2 separate regions of the Homo sapiens genome follow, and region 1 is linked to region 2. Evidence: read pairs that join two places in POLR2A ChIA-PET (ENCODE). Cell type or tissue: PC-9. All regions are shown on one strand. Links, peaks and the distances in the headings refer to the core of each region. The heading gives the core; the rest is flanking DNA.

The links. ChIA-PET counts read pairs that join two places held together with the same protein. Peaks named below come from ENCODE experiments on the same cell type or tissue, not always from the same donor. Only the 100,000 strongest peaks of a DNase experiment are listed, where the experiment ranks them.
Region 1: POLR2A ChIA-PET joins it to region 2 with 7 read pairs; 4 of 35 experiments call an interaction of 5 or more read pairs at or near these places.

What each region holds. Positions count from the first base shown.
Region 1 is chr17:40,827,213-40,837,296 of GRCh38, reverse strand. It overlaps KRT10-AS1 (KRT10 antisense RNA 1), which reads right to left. Exons shown (of 3, transcript NR_160888.1): 2 at 4,098-4,182; 3 at 1,023-2,915. Among named protein-coding and RNA genes, the nearest start is that of KRT10, 9.6 kb to the right of the region's middle. RefSeq lists a silencer at 8,959-9,188 and an enhancer at 8,932-10,084. In PC-9, for the core only: no CTCF peak of the experiment used is centred there; no DNase peak of the experiment used is centred there; H3K27ac peaks cover 412 bases.
Region 2 is chr17:40,634,321-40,644,404 of GRCh38, reverse strand. It overlaps SMARCE1 (SWI/SNF related BAF chromatin remodeling complex subunit E1), which reads left to right. Exons shown (of 11, transcript NM_003079.5): 4 at 1,846-1,950; 5 at 6,833-6,913; 6 at 7,879-8,010; 7 at 8,303-8,474. Among named protein-coding and RNA genes, the nearest start is that of SMARCE1, 8.5 kb to the left of the region's middle. In PC-9, for the core only: no CTCF peak of the experiment used is centred there; no DNase peak of the experiment used is centred there.

The DNA of each region.
Region 1 (10,084 bases), core at 1,201-9,200, 190 kb before region 2:
ATGACTAGCACAAATATGACTGACAAACTTATAATTATTGAAATCCATGAAGTATATAATCTGGACCTAATGGCACCCAACATATTTTGTTAAATTATATGGTTCCTTTTCCTCCCTTGAAGGTAACGAATGTTACTTTGGAAAATGCCAACATTCCGCATTAGATCCACAATGCCAGGCTCACTGTGGATGACTTCAAGCTCAAGTAAGTCAGAAACCATGTAAAGAACTGAAAAAAAAAAAAAAAAAAAAAACCTCCCCAATTCACCACTTTAAACAGTTACTACAAAATTTACAATATCATTATTTCACATTATTAAACATCTCAACATAAAACAATCTCTTTTATGTTTAAATTACAATAGTGGTCATAGGTTAGCAATGTGAAAATTCCCAGGCTAGCGATTTGAAATCTCATGTATGGTGTATGACTCTCCAATCCGTAGGTCAGAGACTTGGTTTTTATAGAACTGCAGGAGGTCCCCCATACTGTACTTTAATTTTTTTTTAACTAGGGAGACACAGTCCTTGTAAAACAAAGGTGCATTGCACTGTACGTGAAAAGGAGCTTGCTTCCTTTCCTAGTCAAAAGAGCAGAGGGGAGATTTTCACTCTTTCATGGCTTTAATAATGTTATTCCTACCATTTACTAAATACTGATGCTGTGCTAAGCACTTTTGCACATTAACTCAATTCTCATAATATTCCCATTTTAGCCAGGCACAGTGGCTCACGCCTGTAATCCCAGCACTTTGGGAGGCTGAGGCAGGTGGATCACTTGAGGTCAGGAGTTTGACACCAGCCTGGCCAACATGAAACACTGTCTCTACTAAAAATACAAAAATTAGTCAGGCATGGTGATGCACACTTGTAATCCCAGCTACGTGGGAGGCTGAGGTGGGAGAATCGCTTGAACCTGGGAGGCGGAGATTACAGTGAACCAAGATCACGCCACTGTACTCCAGCCTGGGTGACAGAGCAAGACTAGGTCTCAAAAAAAAAAAAAAAACCACACACACACAAAAAACCAATATTCCCATTTTAATGATGAGAAAACTAAGGTTCAGAGAAGTAATTTGCCCAAGGTGACAGCTGAACATGGCAGAGGTGCAATTTGAACCCATGTCTTCACATCCCAGTGCTGTGCTCTCTAAGCTCCACTATGTGGGATGTTTTATTACCACTGGATGAGGAGACCTCCATCTAAGCTGTATTGATTCTTCCAATTGGGCTCTGTTCAGATGCCAGAGTAAAGTTGTCCTTTATCACTGTGTTGAGGCTGATAGCAAGGGCCTGCGAAGTGTCTTAGATGAGTTGACTTTGAACAAGACTAACCTAGAGTTGAAAATGGAAAGCCAGACGGAGAAGCTGAATTACCTCAGAAACAATCATGAAGAGGCGGGAACTACACAAAATGAATTTAAAGTTTCAGTATGTCAATACTTGTCAAGATATGGTGGTGGTGGCTATCATTATAAGAGACAGTCTTTTCATAAAACACAGGTAAAGTAACATAGACTGTAAGGCAAAACTTAACTCTCAGGATGACAATGAAAATCAAATAAATTACTTATATTAAAATAGTTTGTAAAAATTAAAAATATTATTCCTTTATATTGATCCTAAATATTTTCATAATAAGGTTGCCAGATAAAATACAGAACTCTCAGTTTAAATTATAATTTCAGGTAAACAATGAATAATATAACAGATATGTCCCAAATATTGCATGGAATATAGTTATACCAAAAAAAGTATTCAATGTTCATTTGAAATTCAAATTTAATTGGCATTCTGTATTTTATTTGCTAAATCTAGTAACACTATTTTGTTGTCTCCTAGAAATTTTTTTGAAACCTTAAAAAAGATTTCTAAACTCTACATTTTCAGTTTTAAATTTTTAATTTCTTTAAATAATCATATTCCAGATGCAAAATCAAGTAACCTGTGGCATTTTATTTTATTTTGGATCAGGAGATGAAGGCTGACAATGATAAGGTACCTTATGTTGAGGTAAACGTAGAAAACAAACAGCCCCAGGTGTGGACCTGACTGTCCTGCTGAACCAGACTAGAGAGTAATATGAGGCTTTGCCATAACAAAGCCACAGAAAGGCTAAGGCCTGGTTTAATGTAAGGTAAGCCTATCACCGCCAAAACAAAACAAAACAAAAAAATACCCAATATTAAGCAGAAGTCATGAAAACTAGTATAAGTATTTATATTTTTATTCCACTCTAACACCTCAGAGTAAAGAACTGATGGGCAGGCATCGGCTTCTGCTGACAATTGCCAACCGGCATGAGATTGCTGAGCTGAGGTGGACTCTCCAGACACTGGAACTGGAACTCCAGGCCCAATGGCCTCTGGTAAGAATGCTGCAACGTGAGACCCTTGAGAGAGACTGACTTGTTGAAGATGAAGAGAAAACCAAGAGCCTCCAGTCCAGTTGTTGAAGAGCAACCACGAGCCAACACCAAGGAGACAAGGAAGAAGAAGTCCTTCTCTCAACCGATGACCGCAAGCACAAAGAAGAGTCCCAAGATAGCGAAGAAAGGAAAATAACTCAAGGGAGAGCCAGGAAGAAAAATGCTCCACAAAAATCCATGGCTTTAAGAATACTTGAGGAAGGGAGCAGGCCAACACCCTCTGGCCACAGTGACCAGCTGAATGAGGAACTCTAACAGAATGAGCTGCAGTTGGAGCAACAGAGGGCACATAGCTGGAACAACAGAGCGAGGGGACACAGCCGGAGCAACAGAGTGGGAGGATGCCAACCATTTCAACTCTCTCCCTGAGCAGCGAGTAATTTCAGGGCAAGCCCAGAGACTAGGATCCATCTGAGAAGTCTTCAGAGGTCTGACCCAGAGAACTCAACAACAGGATACGTCCCATGGTGATGAAAATAAAATGAATCTGTTGTAAAAGGAAAAAAAAAAAAAATTATGTGTTGCTTTGAAATCCAATGGTATATTCACACGTGACATGTCTGGTCACAGATGTCTCAAAACATTTTGTGTCTCCACAGTATAATTAGTTTGCCCTGTAAAATTTAAAGGCAATTCTTTAATTTTAAACTATAGAGGAACAGTAAATTAGGATAAGAGAGAAAGACACAATACCAGGAGTAAATATACTTACATGGTTTCTTCACAATTACAAATTAAGTTCTATGTGGTACTAGTTTATGCCATTCTGCACTCTTCTTCTACAATGTAATTTTTGATGAATCATCTTTTTACTTTTATTTTCCATTCCTTTCCTCTTTTAAATTTTTTAAAAATTTTATGGATACACAGTAGTTATACATATATATGGGGTACATGTGATATTTTGATACAAGCATACAATGTGTAATGATCAAATCAGGATAATGGGGATATTCATCATCTCAAACACTTATTTCTTTGTGTTGGGAACATTCTAATTTCACTCTAGTTATTTAAAATATATAGTGAATTTCTGTCAACTATAGTCACTCTATTGTGCTACTGAACACTAGATCTTATTCCTTCTAATTGTAAGTTTGTACCCATCAACCAACCCTCTTTATCCCCTACTTTCTCTCCCTCACCTCCCTACTATCCTCCTAGCCTCTCTGGTAACCATTATACTCCTCTTTATCTCGATGAGATCAATTTTTTTAGCTCCCACATATGAGTGAGAACATGTAATACTTGTCTTCTTTTTAATCTAGTTTGACAGAAACTGAAAGTAACTACTGTTACAATATGTTACCCCAATATAGCTTGTGGGGTCTTCATCCTTGGAGAGTTTTGAGATGGAAGGAAGGAAGCAGGGGAGGGAGGGAAGCAGGAAATTCTAACTAGACCAAATTTAGCATTTATATTCCAGATGCCAAGAAAAAAAAATAATGCAACATCTTATAGCTCTGCAAATATGCACTCATTTATATCTAAGCATTAGACTAGAAAATTCTAACTAGCTCTACATTTCAACCAAAATTATCAATATGGAAAATATTTGGAGAGACACCAAAAAGTTTAATAGCTTTTGAATGTATATAAGTTGGAAACTTTCAAAGCAACAGAACCCCTCCATGTCATAGTTTACTACTAAATTAATTCACATACACACCTTGTGTTCACCGTTGTATTCCTCACGACTTAAGTTAAAAACCTGATGAAAAGTGGTTAATCTCCATAATGGGTGTTAGCTCCATCTGAAAAAGCCAGCATTATAAAAGGATTAATGCTTCAATTATGCATGGTGGCTAATTGCTGTGATTTGTTATTTTAATGACTGGTCTGCCAAAGAGTTAGGAACCTTCATTAACCCATGCCAGACGGACCCTCAGGAAGTTAGTGCAGAGTCTCTCCTGGGAACAGACAAGGCCTACAAGTCTGATCTCTTCCAGGGCAGGATATCTTGCCTCATTAGTTCTTTTTCTTTTCAAATTAGTCTATTTTTTTCATCACAGAAGTATGATAAGGAAGGCTTGTCTAGTCTGAAAAAGAAACTAAAATCCCTTATGTTCTTGTTAATTTTCCAAGTCACATAACTGAAAAATACAATTTTAGCTCATTTCAAAAGAGTTTTAGGAGTTACTCAGTTTAAGCCAGCAACAGTGTGTTTAAAAAAAGAAAAAAGTTAATCATTGTGTTTTTAAAAAGCTCTGAAGATAGGTCTGTGTTCAAATCCCACCAAAGTCCCTTTATTGAATCGTTTTGGGCATGCTAAATTTTAACTAATTTCTTTTCTTTTTTGAGGGGTTTGTGGGAAACAGGGTCTCACTCTGTCACCCAGGCTGGAGTGCAGTGGTGCAATCACAGCTCACTGCAGCCTTGACCTTTTGGGCTCAGGTGATCCTCTCACCTCACCCTCTTGAGTAGCTGGGCCCACAGGCATGTGCCATCACACCAGGCTCTGTGTGTGTGTGTGTGTGTGTGTGTGTGTGTGTGTGTGTGTGTGTGCGTGCATGTGTTTTGTAGAGACGGGGTTTTGCCATGTTGCCCAGGCTGGTCTCAAACTCCTAGGCTCATGCGATCCTCCTGCCTTGGCCTCCCAAAGTGATGGAACTACAGGCGTGAGCCACTGCGCCTGGCCAACTAATTTTAGTTAAAATAAAATTTCTGGCCAAGGGTGGTGGCTCACGTCTGTAATCCCAGCACTTTGGAAGGCTGAGGCAGGTGGATCACCTCAGGTCAGGAGTTCGAGACCAGCCTGACCAACATGAAGAAACCTCGTCTCTACTAAAAATACAAAATTATTAGGCATGGTGGCACATGCCTGTGATCCCAGCTACTCGGGAGGCTGAGGCAGAAGAATCGCTTGAACCTGGGAGGCTGAGGTTGTGGTGAGCCAAGATTGCATCTCTGCACTCCAGCCTGGGCAACAAGAACAAAACTCCATCTCAAAATAAATAAAATAAAATAAAATTTCCCTCATAAAGTTGCCAACAGGATTTGATGAGACAAAAATGCAAGTAAAATTTAGAACAGGTCTTGGAACATAAAAAAGTCTCATCAAGCTCTATAAACTCTATCTTAGGACTGACTTTGCAAATGTTATTTGCATATTTGTTTAATGGGTTTAATACAAGAAATCAAAAGTTCTTTGGAGATTATCAGTCGTCAGCCTTGTGAAAGAAGCCACAGAATGGTTGTGGTACATTTTCTCTGTTACTATTGTGTGTTACATTTAAATAATTATTTTCTCTGCTACTATTGTGTGTTACATTTAAATAATTATTTAAATCTATTCCTCTACCATTCTTACAACCCCCTTACCAAAAAAAAAAAGTGATTCAAAGACAGAGGGTCCATTTATTATGAAATTGACTAGTTGTCTGAGTCCATAAGGTCAAGTATTTTTTAAAAACCTTTAAAATTAGGAAATTAATTTGATTCCTTAAGACTTTTTCCTTTAAATTTAAGCATGTTACATATACTGACTTAAAATCACTAGAGTGGGGGATTAAATGCTTTCACTGTAAACCTTAACCTCTGTATGTATCATTTCTAATCCAAAACTTTCTCTACTCTATTTAGATCTGTCCAGACTCTCTAAGTAAAAATTATGAAGTTATACCCAATTATAATGTTATTTTCTCTCATATCCAGCCATCCTTGAAATGACCAATTGGACAAGCAACCACAGCTGGACCTAAAGGAATTTTCTTAGATTTATGAGGGGGAGAAAACAGCCACTGAATTTTGGACAATGTTCAGTTTCAATATTTTAAAATGGGTCTGTAGAGAATTGTTTGGTACTTTCGGCTTCACTATTTTTTATGAAAACTAAAAGGGATATTACATTTCTATTTTATGTTATATGTTAATTAATTATCCTACTAATGCGCTAACTCATAGTGAGCAATTGTCTTTTACAAAATGAAATTAATTTACCTGAAAAGAAATCCCATGACATACTAATGAAATTTAAAAGCTAAGTTATATTATATTTAATCCTTAAATTACAACATACTCATAGGCTACCTAGCCAGAAACCCAACTAGAATTGTCAATTCTCCTAATATAAAAAACATTCAAAATTTTTAACTTTTTATGGGTCCATGGTAACTGTATTATTCAGAAGGAACAAGAGATATTTCAATACAGGCAACAATGCATAATAATCACACCCAGGTAAACGTGGTACCCATTACCTCAAGCATTTATCATTTCTTTGTGTTACAAATATTCCAATAATATTTTTTTAATTTAAAATGTACAATAAATTATTGTGACTATAATCACCCTGTTGTGCTATCAAATACTAGATTATATTTGTTCTATCTAATTATATTTTTGTACCCATTAACCATCCCCACTTCCCAGCCCCCTCACCCCACACTACCCTTCCCAGCCTCTGGTAACCATTTTTCTACTCTCTATCTCTATGAGTTCAATTGTTCTCATTTTTAGCTCCCACAAATGAGAACATGAGAAGTTTATCTTTCTATGCCTGGTTTATCTCACTTAACATAATGTCCTCCAGGTCCAGTCAAGTTGTTGCAATAACAGGATCTCATTCTTTTTTATGGCTGAATAGTACTCCATTGAGCATATGTACCACGTTTTCTTTATCAACCTGTCTGTTGATGTACACTTAGGTTGTTTCCACATCTTGGCTATTGTGAACACAATTGCAAAAAAAAAATGAGGGTGCAGATATCTCACTGATATACTGATTTCCATGATTTTGGGTATATATCTAGCAGTGGGACTGCTGGATCATACAGTAGTTCTATTATTAGCTTTTTGAGGAACCTCCATACTGTTCTCCATAGTGGCTGTACTAATTTACATTCCCAAGGACAGTGAACGAGGGGGTTCCCTTTTCTCCACATCCTCACTAGCATTCATTATTGCCTCTCTTTTGGATAAAAGCCATTTTAAGCGGGGTGAGTTGTACAACAAATTACTGTGACTGTAATAATTTACATTATTCATTCAACTGCAGTGAGAATCACATTCTCATTGCACAGTTTTGAGTCATTTCTCTGATGATCAATGATGTTGAGCCCCTTTTTACATACCTGTTTGCCATTATATGTTTTCTTATTTTTTTTTTTTGAGGTCACTCTGTTGCCCAGGCTGGAGTGCAGTGGCAGGAACATGGCTCACCTCAGCCTCCCAAGTAGCTGGGACTACAGACACATGCCATCACACCCAGCTAATTTATTTTTATTTTTTGTAGAGATGGGGTCTCCCTACGTTACCCAGGCTGGTCTTGAATTCCTAGGCTCAAGTAGTCCTCCCATCCCAGTCTCCCTAAGTGCTGGGATTAGAGGTGTGAGCCACCATGCCTAGCCTGTATGTCTTTTGAGATTTGTATGTCTATTCAGATCTTTTGCCCATTTTTTTTATCAGATTATTAGATTTTCTTTCCTATTGAGTTGTTTGAGCTCCTTATATATTCTGGTTATTAACCCTCTGTCAGATGGATAGTTTGCAAATATTTTCTCTCATTCCGTGGGCTGTCTCTTTACTTTGTTGATTGTTTCCTTTGCTGTGCAGAAGCTTTTTAATTTGATGTGATGTATGAAAAAAATTCAAATTTTAGAATAAAACTACAGATATATTTTAGCAGGTTACTAGTATCAAGATAATCTCAACAGATCCAAGACAAAAAAAAAGTGACCTTTAATGAAGAGGAAAAAGTGAGGGCCAAAATGTTTTCTTAATATATATAGTGTATTTCCATTCTAAGGAATATATCTTTATATACTTTAAGGTATTTTAAAATTCCTATGCAGAATCTTGGTTTTCTTATCATTCTTACATATTCTTACATCAAAAAGTATCATAATTTCCTTTAAAGCAAAATTAAATTAGTTGTCTTCAACCAGCCTTCATTTAAATTTTTAACTTGCACTATTGCCAAAACATACAGGCCAAGAGTTTGGAGAAAAAAATAAAGGCAAAGAAAGTGGGGAAAGGCACTGAGGCAATACGAAAACATTCAGAGAACAATGAGTACTGGGTGCAGCAAGAACAGAGGCACCCTCCCTTCTCTAAAGGAACTTAAATGTCGTATTGCATTGGAAACACTAATAAAGAGGCCAGAATATTATAACAAATTATAAAACACCAAGTTGTTCAACATAGGAAATGAGAAGAAAGAGACAGCCGTGAACTACAGACTAACGGTGGGAAGTCTCATGAAGGAGATGGCATTTAAGTCAGAGTCTGGAGTTGAGGTAGAATAACTTGAATAAACAGCAAAGTAGAAGATGGGCATTCTAAGCCAAGAGCAACAAACACAAGCCTTAAAATGGAACAAAGCATAGTATCTTAGCCAAGAGTAGAAAGGCCTGCTTAAAGGATTAAGTAATTAAAGGATTCTTAAAGGAGATGCTAACACACATTTTTTCACTGAATCATGGATTATTATCCATATTTTAATATTTAACATTACTATCCATATTTTATAGGGTAGTAAACTGAGACACGGAAAGCTGAGTATCTTGCCCAGGGCCACATAATTACTTTATGAAGAGAATGTAGCACTCCTTCCACTCCCCACCCTGACTCACCGCAGGGAGCATGAGGTTGGACAGACAGAGTCGGGCAAGGTTATGGAGAAGACTTAATCCATCCACAAGAGGTCCGAGTATGTTGATGAAGTGATGACAGTACTGTTTCAAGAACATCAACCCTGCCGCAGTGAACAGATCTTAATTGACAGTGCTGAGTCAAGAAAACCACTTCAGAAGCTGGTGAAGTAATCTTCGAGAAAAGTGGTGAAAGCTCAGATTAGGGCAGTTACAGTGGGGCTACACAGAAAGAAACGAATACATTAGCTATGACAAAGAGAAGGTGACAAAATTAGTGCCTTGGTGGATGTAGGAGATAAAGAAATGAAGTTTAAAGTGAAAGGAAGTGTCACTCAAAGAAAAACAGATGGCATGGTTTATCACAAAAGTTATCAAGCTGAACACCTTTTCCCCACCCTACTTTCCTCTCCAGCCATTTTCTCCTCCCTCACAAGCCATTTTCTAACTTCTCACCCTATCCTTTCATTCATTCCTATTTTGAAGGCATCCTGTGGGTTGGACAGTGGGTTAACCTATGAGAAACAGAGATCACAAAACAGTAATAGCAACAAAAATATATTCATTAAGTGCTTATTCTATGCATGCAAATCATTGTTCTAAACGCTTTATATTTATTAACTCATTTGACTCCTGCTACAACTCCACAGAGTATGAAAAATTATAATCCCTACTTTAGAGAGGAGGACATTGAGATGAAACCTCACAGTAAATGGGGGAGCCTGGATTGTAACCCCGGCAGTCTGACCCCAGAGCCCACCCACTTACCCTGCTACACTACCCTCAAAACTCAAAAGCCTTCAAGCAGTTTCCATATTTTTGTGGCTTCCATCACAGTACAGTCCCAGAAGTTTCAGAAAAATTGATATAGGAGTGTTTGTAGATTTTAAATCCCTGAATTTTAGAAGTTTACCAATGACAAGACATGAACTTTATCAATTGATATCTTAGTTGTCCAACAATTAGCTATCTGAGAAGAGGGTACCAAATCTATCAAATAATGATACAATTTTCCACTTTGTTTTGACTCTGTGGGTAGTAATCACAAAAGTATATTAAGCAATTT
Region 2 (10,084 bases), core at 958-8,957:
GTACTTCAGCTTTGGAAATGGTATAATTATAATGTTTTGCTTTCCATTTTTTTTTTTTTAGTTCCCTTATTTTTATAACATTATTGCCTCATAATGTTGAACAGTGATTCTTATTATTTATGCTACCTTTGAAGGTGTCATTTTGACAAAAATACTGCCTCTGACAATGCATCATCTTGACAAACTTGATTTTTTGAGATTAAAATATTTCAAAAACCAAGTGTCCCCTTATAATTTATTATGCATAAAAAGGAATTTTTTTTGCCTTTCTTTAGTTATATTTTTGTGTCATTATAGTTTCACATTAACACACAAAATATAGAAGACTAGGGATTAAAACATCCAACAGAATGGATACTAAATGAATTATTCTTCTTCCTTTTTTCTTTCCATTACTTCTACCACCACCACCACCATCACCACCACTACCAACACTATCACCACTATCACCTCTGCCACCCAAATGTACCGCTGCAAGTAATATACACTTCTTTCATGCCTTTGATACTTCAACTGTGTTTTGCCTACTTAAATATGCTTTATTTGCGTCTTTTCTAACTGTATAGACTAGAAATTGATCAGCCGTTCTCTTTTCTCCTAAAGAGTATCAAATGTAATATCTGCTTAAATGTCTTTCTTTTGGGTACTAAGGATATGTGCAGCGGCATGTTTTAGGAAATTGTGTTTATTTTGTAACAGCTACAGCTTAGTTGGAATGTGTTAAGTGTATTTTACATTATACAATTAAGGACCGATATTGTTAATTGCATGTAAAAATGAAATTGTCACATATTTTGATTGAATTTTACAAGGTAAAATACCCTAATTTTGGTCTCTCTCTACTATATTCTTTCTATGCATTATGCCTTGGTTCTCATGAACATTGAGTGTCATTGTATTAGCCCCAAGGCTACTGCTATATAAGAGCCCATTTGTGATTACATCAACACATAATTCACAAAAACCAAGGGTTCTGTTGCTGAAATGAGCAGTTGTATTTTGAAAGGGTGAGAGCTATCAGGAAACTAGATGAAAAAAGAAGTCTATAAACTAGAAAAGTAGTTCACATTGAGACAAAATGCAGAAATGTTTTCATGATTGACCAGTGGAAGATGGATCAAAGAAGAAATGGAAGAGAAATCCTATAAAAGAATGACTGGGTTAAAAAGATCAGATAGTACCCCAGAATGAAATCCATGCATTTCTTACAAGTCTTTGTTTTAAATCATGTATGTGACATCCATCAAATCCAACATATGTTCTTTTCAATTGACAAATCCTGGCTTCCCGATTTGAGTCTCTACTCATTTCTCACATTATATAAAATGATTTAAAACTGTCGTTGAAATCAGATCCATTTCTTTTTTTTGTTTTTAGTAGATAAATACATTGGTGGCATCCACATGTCAAATAAATTGTATTTTGTTTTGCATGTAGTGTTTTCAGAGTTCTAGTTGATCACACTTCAAGCCTTCCTATTTCAGTCTTCATATATTGCTAAGTTGTTTTATCCTATTGTTGACCATAAAGTAATCCTGAATGTTTTAAACACTTCAGTGTGTTGCTTACCTCAAAAAACAAAACACACATTCACAGTCACACAAACACCCCCAGCCCCTGCAAAAAAGAAAGAGAAAAACAACCAAAAGACACTGCAGACAGGTTTCTCAATGAAAGAAAAATATTTAATTTCCTCAGTGGAAAAAAAGAACAATTACAACACATCATTGCTTGTTTAAATTCAGGTTGCTTTTGCATGCCATATGCAGATCATTTTTCATTTCTGTGTTTTCCTCGTTTGAGCTCATTTCTCATTCGTGTTTTTGTCTCATTTGTTTCCATCAGCAAATGCCCAGCACACCAGGGTTTGTGGGATACAATCCATACAGTCATCTCGCCTACAACAACTACAGGCTGGGAGGGAACCCGGGCACCAACAGCCGGGTCACGGTAGGAGAATCAACTATTACAGCATCCGGCAAACAACTGGAATTGACCAGAAATGCCTTCAGAATTAGGTCTTTTTGAATCATAAGCACAGCCATTTAAAAAAAATTTTTTAACCTAGCTTTTTGAGTATTTTCAACATTCGTTGTAGCATCTCACACTGAAAAAATAAATAGTGAGATCTGGAATGTATATAGAAGAAAAGAAAAATCCATTCTGTTTGGTGGTTGGTAGGGTTAAAGCCTTGAGCACTTGATGCTTATACTGTATGTAAACAAACAGAATTTCTTAAGGTAAAAATATCCTTTTTGACATAAAGAGTATTTTTCATTTTTATAAGGTGATTGGCATTAGTCTCAAGGATTGAGTTTCTAGTAGAGGCTGGTCTTTCAGACCTGGCTTTTTCAGGGCTGGAAAGCTTTTGGCTGGTACACCAGTTTGAATCGCTACCCATAGTTATTTGTCTTTTGGATTTAGTAGTTGACCTTCTAACTAAGACTCATTTCTCTACAGTGAAAAAGAGAAAAACGTTTTAATGTCACCTCAAAGAAATGCAGAGTGAAGGTTGAATGAAATTAATTTGAAGTATCAGACTAGATATGTACAACGAGAAGTGCATTTCTAATCCTTAGTATAAGAGATAGGATTTCTGAAACTTAGCATGTTTCATTTAAGTGATCAGCCTAAGATATCAAAATTGGATGATACACTTCAAATCTTTTAGTTTAGAATCATCTTAAATTTCATTCAAAAAAGTTTAAGCACCAAAAAATGCCAATAATTATAAAAATGACTTACTAAAGATAAAAAATCCAAAAGTCAAATACTACATTGGAATGTAGTGTTGGTGAGAATTTATACAACCCAGAATGGCTGTAAAGTTTTTAATACCTGGTTTTTGTTTGCTGTATTCATAAATAACAAGTGCCTTCTATTAATGTAACTTCAAAAAAGCCCTCTCACCCTGTAGTCAAGCTGGAACTGAAAGCTTGTAGCTATCAAATGAATGTCTATCTTGATAAGCATATTGCTTAGCTTGATAGGTTTTGTTTGTCTAAATTTTTCATTGTTTCTGCATAATATGTACTTCATAAGCATATCAAGTTTTATGTGCCATGCATATTTCATGGTATCTGAAAAAGAATTCTGACAAAGTGTGTGTATGTATGCATTTCACAATGCATACAATTTTTATGTGCATCAATACATGTTTTTCCCTGGCCTAAACATGTTGTTTCACAAGTGTAATGGATGGCAAGGTTTTCAAATGATAAAGAACATTTCAGTTTAAACAATGAACGGAATCAATCATGGATCTTAATGTTAATGCAGCAATTTTTTCACGGGCAGTAAACAAGAATGATTGCATTTAATAGCTCTATACAGTCACCTCTTGATTATCTATGTTAATGGAATAGAAATGATAACTATAATATTACAGTAATTTGTCTTTTGGTTTTGTGTAAGTATTTTGCTCTTAACTTGGATGTAGCTGTGGGGGATTCTCAGTTAAAAAAGTGAGATTGTTCGATGGAGACTAGGAAGAGAAAGTGTACTCCCTATCTGAAGTCACTCATCTGTTTCTTCCCATTCCTTCTTGGCGAATGTTAAGAACTGAACATTTGGCGTGGACACTAGCTACATAGTAGATTAATTATAGAGAGTTGTTGGACATGGAAAATTTGGTGTTTTGGTCCTTTGTGGACATTTACTTTGTATTATTGTCCTCTTAACACCAAATTGAAGTATAATCAAACTGCTATATGAAGAAGGGCCTAGAAAATGTGGAGGTTTTACACTACTTGCCCTGCTTTCTATATCTAGTTTAAGCTGTTAGGACTCAATGGCTCTGATTTTGACCATAATAAAAGCATTTTGATTTTACTATGACCCTAGTTATGCATTACTTTTGGGGGTGAGGGGAAGCTCCTGTATGGTATTGTTGTGCGCAGATTGCATTAGTGGTTTTCAAGGAACGAATCTGTGAAGCCCTGTCCAGTAGCTTGTGGTAGGCTGTAGAGAACATTGGGTTTCCCTGATGACTCCAGTATACTTGGGTAGTTCTCAGACAGTAAATACTTTGTATAGCATGTCGAGACCTTTTGGAGTGCTTATGATAGCTACAAGATGGAATTCACTCCTAGTCAGTTCTTCATTCAGATGATGATTAACATTCTCTTAAGTACAGGTGTGAAAACACATTGAGACAAAAATGTCTTTAAAAACAGCCTATTTCTGTACATTAATAGAAATTCTGCCCCAGAAGAAAGCTCTTAAATAAGTTCTTGCTAGAGAAACAGCTGAGAATTGCAAAAGAAACAACAACAAAAAACTGAGTAACCAAGATAAATTTCACAAAACCATGAACTTTATTCATAGGAGATTTCCTAGGACCTTGCTCTTCTGTAAGCACAGTTCTACCCGCCTCCCCATTGGAAATTGAAAGCAGAAAATTGGAAAGAGAGTTGCTGCTAGAGGTGGGTTTCCTGATAGTAGCAAGGAAAGAAACAGTTCAAAAATGGAAACACATTCTCCAAAAGCATAGCCCCTAGGCCGTTGAAAGAGTCAACAACAGATTTTGACATCTGACAGAGGGTTACAGCACAGCAAAACAGTGGTTGTTTCTAATTGAATCTTATCCAGAAAGGGTCTAAAGTATGTTCAGCTTTTTTTAAAGAAATGTTTAAGACATTGTAGAAAGATGTCTGTCTGAGACGTTAAATAAATTGGAGGTGTGTAATGATATAAATCTTTACTATCCTGAAAACCATCTGGAATTTAACTTTATTATTGTTTTGGGGTGTTTTTTTAGTTTGGGTTTTTGTTGTTGTTGTTGTAAGTTGACTGGTCTCAATATACAGATGATTTGTGTACCTTTCTTTGGGAGAAAGGAGGGGAAATAGCAATTCCATTAATATAAAATGTGATTCTTTGAAAAATATCAAAGAGCAAATACTACTGTGTTTTTAAAGTGTTTTAATTCATATTAAAGCTCGGAAGCATAGGCATTTTAGAATTCTTTACCTCTTTAATTTCAAAAAATTTTGACAGTGGTCTTACCACCTCAGTTATGGGCACAATTCCAACTTTATTTGTAATCCATTTCATGGAATTCTGAAGGTTTGTGTTGGATATGAGTTGGAAATACTTTCTAGTAACTTTATGTGTGAAGAAGCAGACTTGTGTGTGTCTGTTCCTCTGAATCCATAAGGTTAGTCTTATAGGAATTCTCTTTCCCCTTGAAAGAACTATAGACCCTGATACAGGTTTCCCTGTATTGGCTGCCCATCCTACCACTTTTGACAGTTTCCATGCCCCTGGCCATCTCACTCTCTTACCCACTGCTGGCCAAAAACAGTGTCTGTCTACCTGGGCACTAGCATGAGGTGTGACAAGAATGCATGGGAGGAATGGAAAGAGAGGAAATACTGCTTCCAAGGCGAAATGCTTTGAAGAAGTAGAGTTATAGGGATGGAGAGAGACCCTTGTAGGAAGAGGAAACATTTCTTGATCATAGTGGAAAAGGACACAAACATGCTAATCCCTGAGCCCTCAAATGAAAAATAAGGTTATGATTGGGGTCCCAGCCCAGAGTGGAGGAGTATCTCTGGGGTTTTATCATAGCAACAACAGAAGGGGAAGCGAACAAAATGTTACTTTAGTTTTCCTATAAGGATTTGCCAATCCTGTCTTTCGATAATTAAAATAAAGCCAACACTTCATTTCTCCAGCCTAGCAGGGAGAGTCAATATCAGAGATCTCCTGAAAATTTGCAAATTGTCTGAAATAGCAATGATTTTTCTTATTCTGGGTCTTTAATCAAATGCAGTCATGTATATTAACAGGAGACTAAAAAGTTCAGAAATAGATACTTTTAGATGGGTGTTATCTGGGTGGTCTACCAGAGGCTGTCTGGAATCTCACCTAGACTTTAAGCCACAGGAAAAACTGATCACTTTATCTTTCTCTTTCCTTCTTTTTTTATTTTTTCTTTCACCTATTTTTGCTTTACCTTTTTAAAAAATATTTTTCAGTCTTCCCTCCGCCTCCTTTTCTTCTGTCTCTCTTTTCCTGTACATCACATCTTTCCTTTTCCTCTGTCTTTCCCATAAAACTGAACATTTTTAATGGAATGGAGCTTCTTGATATAAGACCTCAAAAATAACGTAATCAGGCCCGATATCTGCCACTTCTCTGTTCCTGATAAACTTGTTTGCTTTTACACTGTGATTAGGACTCAGGACAAAACAATGTGTGACTTTTAATTCACACTTCTCATTCCCCTTTACAAGAAAACCACTAGGTAACAGACAGAACCTTAAGAGAAATAAAATCTCTAGCCTGGCAAAGGAGGTAAGGTGGTTTGTTATTTCACTAATTGTTTTTGTTTTTGAACCTGGGAAGTTGTTTTTGTGGTGGTGTTGGGAGTACATTCCTAGTGCTAATAGGTTAAGGCCCCTGTAGACAGTGTGAGAATGGTAAGTGTTAAGGGTTCAGATCCTGCTGCAGATAATCAAGTGTTGACTGTATGTGTAATGGTAATTGAGCAGAATAAGAGGGTACCAGGTAATGTCCTGAACTTGAGACGGTTGATATATAACCATATATTTTCAATGTATGGGTTACTGTGTAATATTTTATTTGTTCTTGCAGCCAGGTTGTCAAAGCATTGGCAATAAACTGCTAAGTAAAACATTTAAAAATTATGTGCTTAAAGTCATTTTCTTTTGAACATTTCTGAATTTGCAGTGATAGCTATTTTCAGTGAAGAAAATATTTGGACGAATAGAAGAAAGGCGCATTAGAATTTTTTAAGGGACTCTCTTTTCAGTTTGCCAGTGAACTCCTTACAGTTGAATAATGAATGTATTTAACTCTTTCGTAGGCATCCTCTGGTATCACGATTCCAAAACCCCCAAAGCCACCAGATAAGCCGCTGATGCCCTACATGAGGTACAGCAGAAAGGTAGGTGCTTAGGACCTGGTAAGGAGTGAGGACACTGTCTTTGCTGCTTCTTTGCTTAACATCCAACTTTAGATCGGCTTAGCCAGCTTTTCTGTGCATATTCAGAGGAAAGGTCCAAAAAAATACGGTTTTTAAAGCAATTAGTTCTGATTTCAAAATTCCAGAACTAAAATCCAACAAGAGGAGCGTGATTAAATAAACTGTTAAAATCCTTAAGATAGAATGTTCTATAGCCATTAAAGTCATTTCTTTTGGAGAATATTTAATGACGTGAGGAAAATGTTAAGTGAAGGAGGACTGCAAGACTACATGAATTAATATCTCATTTTTATAAAAATAATAGCAACCACATGTTAGTTTGAAGGGGGAAAACACAGAAGACAATAATTATCTCTAAGCAGTAAGCTTATGGTAGTTTTTATTTTCTTTTCCTCAAGTTTTCCTTTTTTTTTTTTTTTTTTTGGTGATGAGCCTACATTACTCTTAAAATAAAAAAAGTAGCCAATATCTTTATTAAAAGGCAGAGCATTATAACCACTATCTAGAAATGTTAAACCTTTTGATCTTGACTATTATATTTGTATTTGATAATATGATGTACCGTGTTATGCAAATTAAGCACTTTTCTTCTAAATTCACATGAACTTTTAGAGACGTAGACTATGTTATTGAAGTAACTCATCCTAAGTGTCTGTAGTGATTGGAGATATTCTTGCTTATCAAATTGAAGTATTTATAAGTGAGTGACGTGATGTCTGAGATCTATCTTAAAGTAATCCAGTAGGGCAAAGATAACTTGAGATTGGCCAGTTCTTGATAATTTTTGAAGTAGGCTGATGAGTACCTAGAAATTTGATACTGTTTTCTCTGCTTTGTATGTTGAAAAGTTTCCACATTAAAAACTATTTTTAAAGGTCTATACGTTTAGACATCAGTATTAACATTTCATCTGTTTTCTTTTTAAGGTCTGGGACCAAGTAAAGGCTTCCAACCCTGACCTAAAGTTGTGGGAGATTGGCAAGATTATTGGTGGCATGTGGCGAGATCTCACTGATGAAGAAAAACAAGAATATTTAAACGAATACGAAGCAGAAAAGGTAGGGTAGGGGCTCACAGTGGGATAGATAATGTGTAAAGTACATAAAACATTGGCTTACTATTTATAAAAGTAACATAAGATTTGGTCAGAACACTGATGCAGTACTGAGGCTCTGTCTACCTGAGTCAAGTCAGTTTCTCAAGGCCTCAGATTTCTTGCCTGTAAAAAGGAGATAATTATCCCAACACCCTGTTTACATCATATCTTTTGATATTCAAGTGAGATAACATAGGTCTGCATTATAACCTGCAAAATGTTAATTATAAAACCAAAAAACATTTGAATTTCAGATAGAGTACAATGAATCTATGAAGGCCTATCATAATTCCCCCGCGTACCTTGCTTACATAAATGCAAAAAGTCGTGCAGAAGCTGCTTTAGAGGAAGAAAGTCGACAGAGACAATCTCGCATGGAGAAAGGAGAACCGTACATGAGCATTCAGCCTGCTGAAGATCCAGATGGTAAAAGAAAAAAAGTGGGGTTTTGTTTATGCTTTCTCTGTGAGTTAAGATATGAGAAATCTCTTAAGTATAAGTTTTTATTTCTTATCCTAAATGGAAAAGAAAGTATAATTTAAGTATCGTCTTAGTATTTTGGTTATATTGAGTAAGATTTGTATGTGAATTTCCCACAAGAAAAAGAAATATCCTTTTCAGTGCAGAAAATAGCAAAAATTATTGATTGTTTATCAAAATCTTTGTACTCAAAATGCACGAAAGGTTTTTAAATCACAATCAGGATTTTGCCTCATCTGCTTTTAAAAAGCTAAATGCATTCTAATTATATCTTGTTTTCTTATTGGTTCACTAAATTCGCTGAATTAAAGGCTCTTAAGGGAGAAGCTAATGAGTATGTGGAAACATGAAGTTTCCTTTCCATTTAATTCAGAAATCCAATAAGAATGTATAAATATAGCTCATGCTACTATTTGTATGGGTGTACATGAGGGTATACCCATACAAATTGTATACATGCACACGAATGGCAGAGCTTCCTAATTGCCATTCTGTATGAGTAGTTAGCAGGTGTTCTGATTGTTCTGGTCTTGTGCAGCCAGGCAGGGTCTGAAGCTGCGAGGAGACCCAGAGATAGCCACCTGCAGTGTGAACACACTCAACCACATATCTAGTGTGCTGTATAAACATTAATAGTTTCTCTGTATACTGCTATGATGTGCAAAAGGTTAGAAGCTTTAGCTGCAAGCGACAAGAACATCAGGAAAATGATTTAAGATCCCATCTTAAAGTAGCAGTAACAAAGAGGAAGGCTATAAGAACTTTAAAGACAATATCAATGAGGGAGGAAGCAATAATAGTACCTGAAGACAAGAATAAGTTGATAAAAGTGGGGAAAAACAGAAGTCATTTTTAAAAATAATGTACTGGAATATTGTCAAATGTTCTCATAAATACAGACAGTGGAATGTAATACTATAGAGAATAGAATATGGAATAGAAACAGTATTGAATGTTAAGCAGAATCAGCAGTGCTAAAGACACACTAGCATCCTCACACTTTAATTACTCAAATGGGGTGATTAATGCAAGAGAAACATACAGAACTAAAAATCAGAAGACAATCCAGTCTACAGATATTGGGAGGATGGAGGTCAGTACAAGAGGAAACAAAGGCTAGCAACGTAAGTAGAAAATAACTAAAGCTTTCATTAACACCATGAACACTGAGAAGGACTAAAGAGATTCACTCAGAAACAGTCTGAAACTTGGGCCTATGATGTTTTTAACTTTCAGATTGGGTCTTAAAGTTGCTAGTAAATTCAGGTAGCAATTAAGATGCCAATATGAGAATGTCTTTAGCATACCAGTACGAAAATGATTAGAAAGAGGAATACTTGGGAGGTGGAAATGTATGTCAAATGTACATAACAGAAAGGTGGCATCTGCATGAAGTACAACAGCTACTGACTTCTTTAACAGAGGACTATCAAAAGATAGACATTGCCAGGCGCCATGGCTCACGCCTGTAATCCCAATACTTTGGGAAACTGAAGCAGGAGGATCGTTTGTGGCCAAGAGTTTGAGACCAGCCTGGGCAACACAGCAAGACCTTA